Regions from separate parts of the Homo sapiens genome. Here region 2 is linked to region 1. Evidence: chromatin contacts called from ENCODE Hi-C or POLR2A ChIA-PET data. All regions are on one chromosome and are shown on one strand. Each heading gives the region's core, a stretch centred on a gene start or an enhancer-like site at or near the end of the contact. The rest is flanking DNA. Distances are from core to core; before and after follow the strand shown. Region 1 overlaps KCNAB1 (potassium voltage-gated channel subfamily A regulatory beta subunit 1). Region 2 holds the start of C3orf33 (chromosome 3 open reading frame 33).

Region 1 (3,432 bases), core at 5-2,504:
CTCACTTAGCTACCAGCTTTTCTCAGAGATGTCAGGGCAGAGAATTTGAAGGCATAAATGAGAGTTTTCATTGATCATTAAACAAAGACTCCAGAGATAAGTAGGAACAATTTTTCACCTGAACCCCTCTCTGTGGGTTCTGTCACAGTGCAAACATGATGTTCTAGCAGAAGGATTTAAAGACAAGCTCTTCCCTCCCTCCTCTCATCCCCTGCTTCCTTATCTACAAAATGAAGCTGAAAAACCCTACTTCAAAGGGTAACGCCATCCTCTCAAAGAGGCATATAGTGGATACCCAGGAAAGACTATCCCTCTTGCCCTTTCTCCTTTTCATAGTATTACAGGGTTGACATATGTGGAAGTTGAAAATTACATTTGTTCCTAAATTGCACTTACTTTCATCCTCCCAGGACCCTCCAAACCCCACCAAAAACACCCTTTCATCATGTGTTCTTGTGACCTGCCCTTTTCATGAGACACTTGGCACACTCAGACCTGCTTGAAAAGTATTAATAGCTAGAGCTGTGACTGTGAAAATCAATAGCCTAGAAAAATGCTACTCATGCAGGGGGTTGTATTAAAAAATGTCCACATGATTTATTTTAGATGACCTAATTTGGTAAGTCTCTGGGCCTGTGCTTATTTGCTGTGAGCTCTCTAGCTGTTTTTCTCCTTGCATCAATATTTCTGGAGGAAAGTAGATGACACCAAGATGGCTCAGGCTCAGGACGTATGTGATTACTTGAAACCTGAATAGGCTGCTGGTGAAGGGCTGTGGAGGCGTAGTGAAAGGGGCTTATTCAAAACAAACAGAACGTGTTATTTCCTATTGAATGGAATAGAAATTCTAAAATAAGTATGTTTTCAAAGTGTCAGTTTAGATAGAAAATGCTTAGAATTTAAGCAAGAGTGAGAGACGAGTGCTGCTTGGGTTTGAAATATTGTTGAGAGGGGCAGATATTCAATCTGTTTTGAAATTTCCACTTGGGGTTTTCCAGGATAAAAGTTGCTTTGTTTATGCAGCATGACGAAAATACTGGAAATTCAGGGCTTGAGAACAATACTGGGTTACAGGGATCCGTGCTTTCTTATATACAAGTTGTTGACAGCGGTTTCGTCTGAAAAAAAGTGAGCATTTTGAAATCTGATTTTCATGACCGAGGAGTAACTGTAGGCCAAAGATGTTTTCACCCAAGAGAAAAACAATTCCTGAATTTCCCTGCAGTGCCTTTGAGTGCCACTGGGATGTGCTATTTCATAAAGAAAAGGAAGCTCTTCTGTTGCCTGAAACGCTGCTAGCAGAAAACTTTATTCAGACAGTCCTAGACTCGAACTTAAATTTGAATCTATGTATTTACCTTGATTATGACAATGGGAAATTTTATATAGTGAGAAAAAAATTAAAAAGGTAAGACCAGCATATTCCTAAGGTTCTGAGAAGCCTAGATTCCATGGCAAGCCTATGTTATTATAACCTAACCCAGTTAGATATTTTATAGAGCAAATTTTCTATGTCTGGGAGTTTTCTAGCGTAGGGGGTTCTGAGCTACACCACAGACCTCTGGGCATGGCTGGTGAAGAAAGGAAAAGTAGACATCTCATCCCCTACCATCTTTCAGAGAATATTCTGTTGGTGTCAGCCCCACCTCAGGTGCAGGCACCTTGTTACACAGTTAAGATGGAGCAGACTGGAACGTGTGTGCTATCTGGACTGCACGGGAGAAGGCCATATCAAAGCCTGTCAATGCTCTCAGAACCATGGTCTTGTGGGCCTGGCTCATCACCAAGTTAGGAGATGGCCCTCCTCTGTACCCACTGTTTGTTTTCACATATCACGTGTCACCTCTCCACACTTAGAGCGAGTGCCTCCCATCCAGTGATTCCTCTTCCTCTCCTTATCTAGTTACCAACTAATTCTCCCTAAGTTTTAAAATATAGATGCTTTTTAATAGAGTGTCTGCAAAATATATCATCCAAAGAAATGAATCCCTAATGATGGGAGTACAGGTTATTTTTAGACAAACTGTCTAGTACTTAAGGCCAGAACTATTTTAAAATTTTTATCTGAAAATAATTTCAAACATAAGGAAAAGTTGCTAAAATAATATAAAGAACACATCTGGGCTATTTATTCCTTAACATATTGTTAACATTTTGCCCCATTTGCTTTAACTTTTGTTCATGCTCTCACATGCTCACTCCTTACAACCCACCTCTCCATTTATTTTTCCAAGCTTTTTAAAACTAAGTTGCACACATCATGGCTTTTTAGTCCTCAGTATCTCTTAATAGTTATGATATTTTCTTATCCCCAATACAATTAACAACTTTGGTAAAATTTACATAAATATGATATTTTAATCTACCATTGTATTCTAATTTTGTCAGCTGACACAATAATGCTCTTTGTGGCATTTTTTTACTCCAGTTGTACAGGATCAGTATTGGATGGCAATATTTTGTTGTCATATCTTTTAGGTCTCCTTCAATCTGGAACAGTTCAGGAGAAATTAATTTTAGTATAGGAAGGAGGTCAAAGGAAAGACTATGACTAATTGCAAGTCCGCCTTGGGTTGGGAGGTGGCGCTGTGGTGCCACACAATTGTTATGCCTGCAGGAAGGTCTCCTGGATATTGTTACCGTGTCCCTGACAACGACTGTGTCTCCCACAGCTACCCAGCGAGGGTTACCACGTTTTCTTCTGGAACTTTAGGCCCAAAGCTGAGGGATCTCATAGGCCTGCTGACCTTATTAGCCTACATAAATCCGGTCCCCTGTGTCCCTGTGCTCAGCACATCCCCTGAGGGTGGGTGTTAGTGGTAGGTGTGTTAAAAGGGAGTCACCAGGCGTTAAGAGGGGTAAGGCCCTCTGAGCACTGATGGACCACAGACACGGTTACCTCAGGATTGTCTAGCCCCTAAGTCAGGTGCCCATAAATGAGCTGGGTTAGGAAACCATCCCAAGAGGCTGAAGTGGCAGCCGAAGGAGAGGCCTGATACCAGCTGGATTCAGAGTGACGGGAGTATGGATTCTGGCCTTAGCTTCTGGTGAACCCACTGTGGGAGGGGTGGGAGCTTTCAGAAAGATGCAGGTTCTCAATGGGCTAGATGGAACATTTTTAGACAATGGATTTTGACCCAATTGTCTTCTGTCATTTTCTCCTTCATGATATTCCTCTTAATTTGCTAAGGCAGATGAGATAGAAGCTCTGACAATTGTAGAGTGTGGGTGTAAAATGTGCAGCTCATTAAGTATCCAAGCTCTCCGTTTAGCATTTGAAGGGTTTGTAACAGGTCAGTGATTCACCCTGCTTTTGGAATTTTACGGCACTCTATAACTCAGTGCATAGTGACAATACATGCCTCTAGAAGCTAGTTACGGTTTCAAAACAGAGCTATGATTACTTCCAGAGATGACCATTGTATAAGATGG
Region 2 (3,651 bases), core at 937-3,436, 340 kb before region 1:
CTTGAACCTGGGAGGCAGAGGTTGCAGTGAGCCGAGATCACACCATTGCACTCCAGCCTGGGGGACAAGTGCAAGACTTGGTCTAAAAAAAAAGAAAAAGGAAATGAGATTGAAAATATGCACAAAGGTACATACTCTGGGTTCTGTGATTGGATTATTTGTAATATTATAACTATGTTCTAATTTACACAACTTCCTCCCATAATCCTTCTGAAGTCATTTTTTAATTTGAAATAACCCATGCATCTATTACTGCTTAACTGGAAGAAATGAGTTTTCACCAATTAACACATATATTATTTACCATTCAATGATGCTACAAATATTTATCTAGCACTTACTAAGTAGCAGGCATTACTCTAAGAACTGGGGCTACAATGATGAGTGAAAACAGGCATGGCTTTGGACTTTGTGCTGCTTGGCTGTAGAGCATTTGCAAAGTTATCTTACTCAACTTTCCAGTATTATTTTTTAAAGTTAATGATTCCTTCTGAAAACATTTTCTTCACTTGGCTTCTAGAACACCTGGCTGTCTTGACTTTTTTACTACCTCACTGTCTGCTTCTTCTTAGTCTTTGCTGACCTCCTCTTTACTCCCCAGATTCTCAATGTTATAATCCCCCAAATTCTAGGGCTTCTTCAGTAGCTTTTCTCACTTGCTCTGAGATGTTATTCAAGCCCACGGCTTTAAATGCTACTTAAGGTTTATGCAGGTCATTCCCAATGTTCTATGTCAGGTTCTGATCTCCCTTCAACACCGGACCCCATATCCAGTTGCCAAGGACAGCATCTACAATTCTGCTTAGAAGTCTAATAATGATCTCCAAATTTGCACATCTCCATGTACGTGTCCAAAAAGTTCTCTAGATTTTCCCCAATAAATCATTTATTCCAACTCCTTCTCCTTATCAGCAACTATTACCAGCCTCCTTGGACCTCTTTCTTTGTACCTCACACCCAAACAATTCATATCACCACAATTCTGTGTCTTAGCCACAACCCTCTCTTGCCTGGTGGCCTAACATGTCCCTCTCTTGCTTCAACTCCAGAGGCTTAGTGCTTCACTTAAAAAAAAAAAAAAAAAAAAAGGCAGGGCACCAGTGGCTGATGCCTACAATCCCAGTGCTTTGGGAGGCCGAGGCGGGCAGATCTCTTGAGACCAGGAGTTCAAGGCCAGCCTGGGCAACACAGGAAGACCTTGCCTCTACAAACAAAAAACAAATTAGCCTGGTGTGGTGACAAGTGCCTGTAGCCCTAGCTACTCGGGAGCCTGAGGTGGGAGGATTGCTTAAGCCCAGGAAGTGGAGACTGCAACGAGACATAATGGTGCCACTGCACTCCAGGCGTGACAGAGGGAGACCCTGTCTCAAAAAAAAGAAATCTATTCGGGAGGCTGAGGTGGGAGATCACTTGAGGCCAGGAGTTGGAGGACAGCCTGGACAACATAGCAAGACTCCCAGTCTCTAACTCTAAAAGAAAGTAGTCGATGGGGTAGCGCACGCAACCTGTGGTTCCAGCTACTCGGGAGGCTGAAGTGGGAGGATCTTTTCGGCCGAAGTGGGTGGAGCAGCAGCAGTGAGCTATGATCGTGCCACTGCACTCCAGCTTGGGCCAGAGAGGAATACCGTGTCCCTAAAAAATAAAATTAAAAATAAATAAAAATTAGAAATGCTCTCTCCCAAGGCGTACAGGACTTCCCTGCTCTTCCTCGGTCTCCTCTCTGGGCCCTCCCCAAATGCTCTAATGGACCAGGTGGCATCCCCGAGCTGGGCTGCGTCTCACCCTTTGAGGTGCCCCCTACAGCCCAGCAAGGATCCAGAACAGTCCTTGTAATAATGAGGCCGAACTGGCCCCCTGGCCCGCCCCCGGCCCTCTGCAGCCCCGCACACACGACACTCGCGATGTCGCCCTCTCGAGCTCATTCCCCCGCAGTTTTCTGTCGCTCCCCGGCCCCGGCGGGATCCACGCCTGAGGCCTCACGTTGTTCTCAGGGTCGCTCTGTGCCGCCCCGCGCCCACCACCCGCCCAGACTGCGTGGCCCCAGTACCCGGACTAGGCGCAGGTGGTCGTCTGCCCACTGCGAGATCCGAGCCACGACGTTGGGCTCCATTCCGTCCTTGTCGGCAGACGGCGAGCCGGTGGCCGCGGGCTGCCCCGCCATGTTCCCGGCCTCCTGCGAGCGGCCCTGAGCTCCTCCGGCTGGCGGCAGGGGGCGCCGCTCACCTCGGGAAGGCGGCGGGGTCCCCTTCCCCGCGGACCGGGGTGGCCCCGCGACCTGCAGTCGCCAGTGGGCGGGCCCCAGATATCAGACGTCTTAACAGTGCCCCAACCGCTTTTATGCAGGGTGATTCCACGATGCAGGAGATCTCTGAGCAGCACTGTGGGGGCTGAAGCATTCCCTATCAAGCTAGTAGGATGATTGTCAGCTGGTGACTTCAATTCACTCAGCTGCAACGTGGTTTTCGCAGGTGCCACACAAGGAAGGAAATTGAAGTAATTCATTCCTTCCACCTGCTCCCAAGGAACAGCATATGCATATTTTTTAACCAAATACGACCTGTCCTTGAAACCTATGCATATTTCTTATATTCAAATTGTGCTTTAAAGTTTTAAGAGCTGCTCTGAAAGCCTAATATCACATGCTCTAAATCTTTGAGCTGTTAGAAAACAGTAGTTAATACATTTTAAATAAAACAAAAATTAGATACAGAGCAGTGCAAATAATATGGTAACATTTATGTAATAAAAATATATATTGAGGCCGGGTGTGGTGGCTCCTGCCTGTAATACCAACACTTTGGGAGGCCGAGGCGGGCGGATTACTTGAGGTCAGGGGTTCGAGACCAGCCTGGCCCACATGGCGAAATTCCGTCTCTACTGAAAATACAAAAATTAGCTGAACCTGGTGGTATGCGCCTATAATCCCAGCTACTCAAGAGGCTGAGGCAGGAGAATCGCTTGAACCTGGGAAGCGGAGGTTGCAGTGAGCCAAGATCGTGCCACTACACTCCAGCCTGGGTAACAGAGCAAGACTCCATCTAAAAAAATAAATAAATACTAAATACTATACAAGAAACTAGTAACAGTGACTACCCCGGGAAACGGAAGGTAGGAAAGGGCAAGAGGTTTCACAATCTGCCACCTCTAATAAACATTTTTCAGTGATAGAAATGTCCTGTAGCTTCATGTGGGTATTGCCTGCATGAAATGTGGCTACTGAAATCAAGGAACTGAATTTTTAACTTTATTAATTTTAATTAATTTAGTCACATATGGCTAGTGGCTATTATATTGGAGAGTGCAATTATACTACTGGAGTTTTTTTTTTTTTTTTACTTTATGCAAATATTACCTTTAAAAGTCAAAACAGACTATGTTGTATTCCTAACAATACATATTATGAGTGGTGGCTTCAAGGAGTGTATTGTCTCTGTGTTATAGCCAATAGAAAGTAAATAACAGCCGGGCGTGGTGGCTTACGCCTGTAATCCCAGCACTTTGGGAGGCTGAGGAGGTTGAATCATGAGATCAGGAGATCGAGACCATCCTGGCTAACACAGTGAAACCCCATCTCTACTAAAAATACAAAAAATTAGCCAGTCGTGGTGGCATGCGCCTGTAGTCCCAGCTACTCAGGAGACTGAGGCAGAA

What was found. Hi-C counts contacts between places; a loop is a spot of excess contacts on that map. ChIA-PET counts read pairs that join two places held with the same protein, here RNA polymerase II (POLR2A). Pooled maps may share reads with other maps.
Region 2: a map of naive thymus-derived CD4-positive, alpha-beta T cell shows a loop between it and region 1 (14-fold over the local background). The contact joins the promoter of C3orf33 here to the enhancer-like site in region 1. A Hi-C loop is called at or near these places in 2 of 168 maps with a recorded cell type or tissue (IMR-90 and naive thymus-derived CD4-positive, alpha-beta T cell) and 14 of 50 pooled maps. POLR2A ChIA-PET finds 5 or more read pairs at or near these places in 1 of 52 experiments (T-cell).

What each region holds. Positions count from the first base shown.
Region 1 is chr3:156,149,422-156,152,853 of GRCh38, forward strand. All of the region lies in intron 1 of KCNAB1 (potassium voltage-gated channel subfamily A regulatory beta subunit 1), which reads left to right. Among named protein-coding and RNA genes, the nearest start is that of KCNAB1, 31 kb to the left of the region's middle. Within about 2 kb of position 1,255, at least 8 of the 41 ENCODE cell types and tissues checked have a DNase peak (open chromatin) inside an H3K27ac peak, as active enhancers do.
Region 2 is chr3:155,804,092-155,807,742 of GRCh38, forward strand. It overlaps C3orf33 (chromosome 3 open reading frame 33), which reads right to left and starts at 2,187. Exons shown (of 5, transcript NM_001308229.2): 1 at 2,048-2,187. The coding sequence starts at 2,161. RefSeq lists a silencer at 2,122-2,471.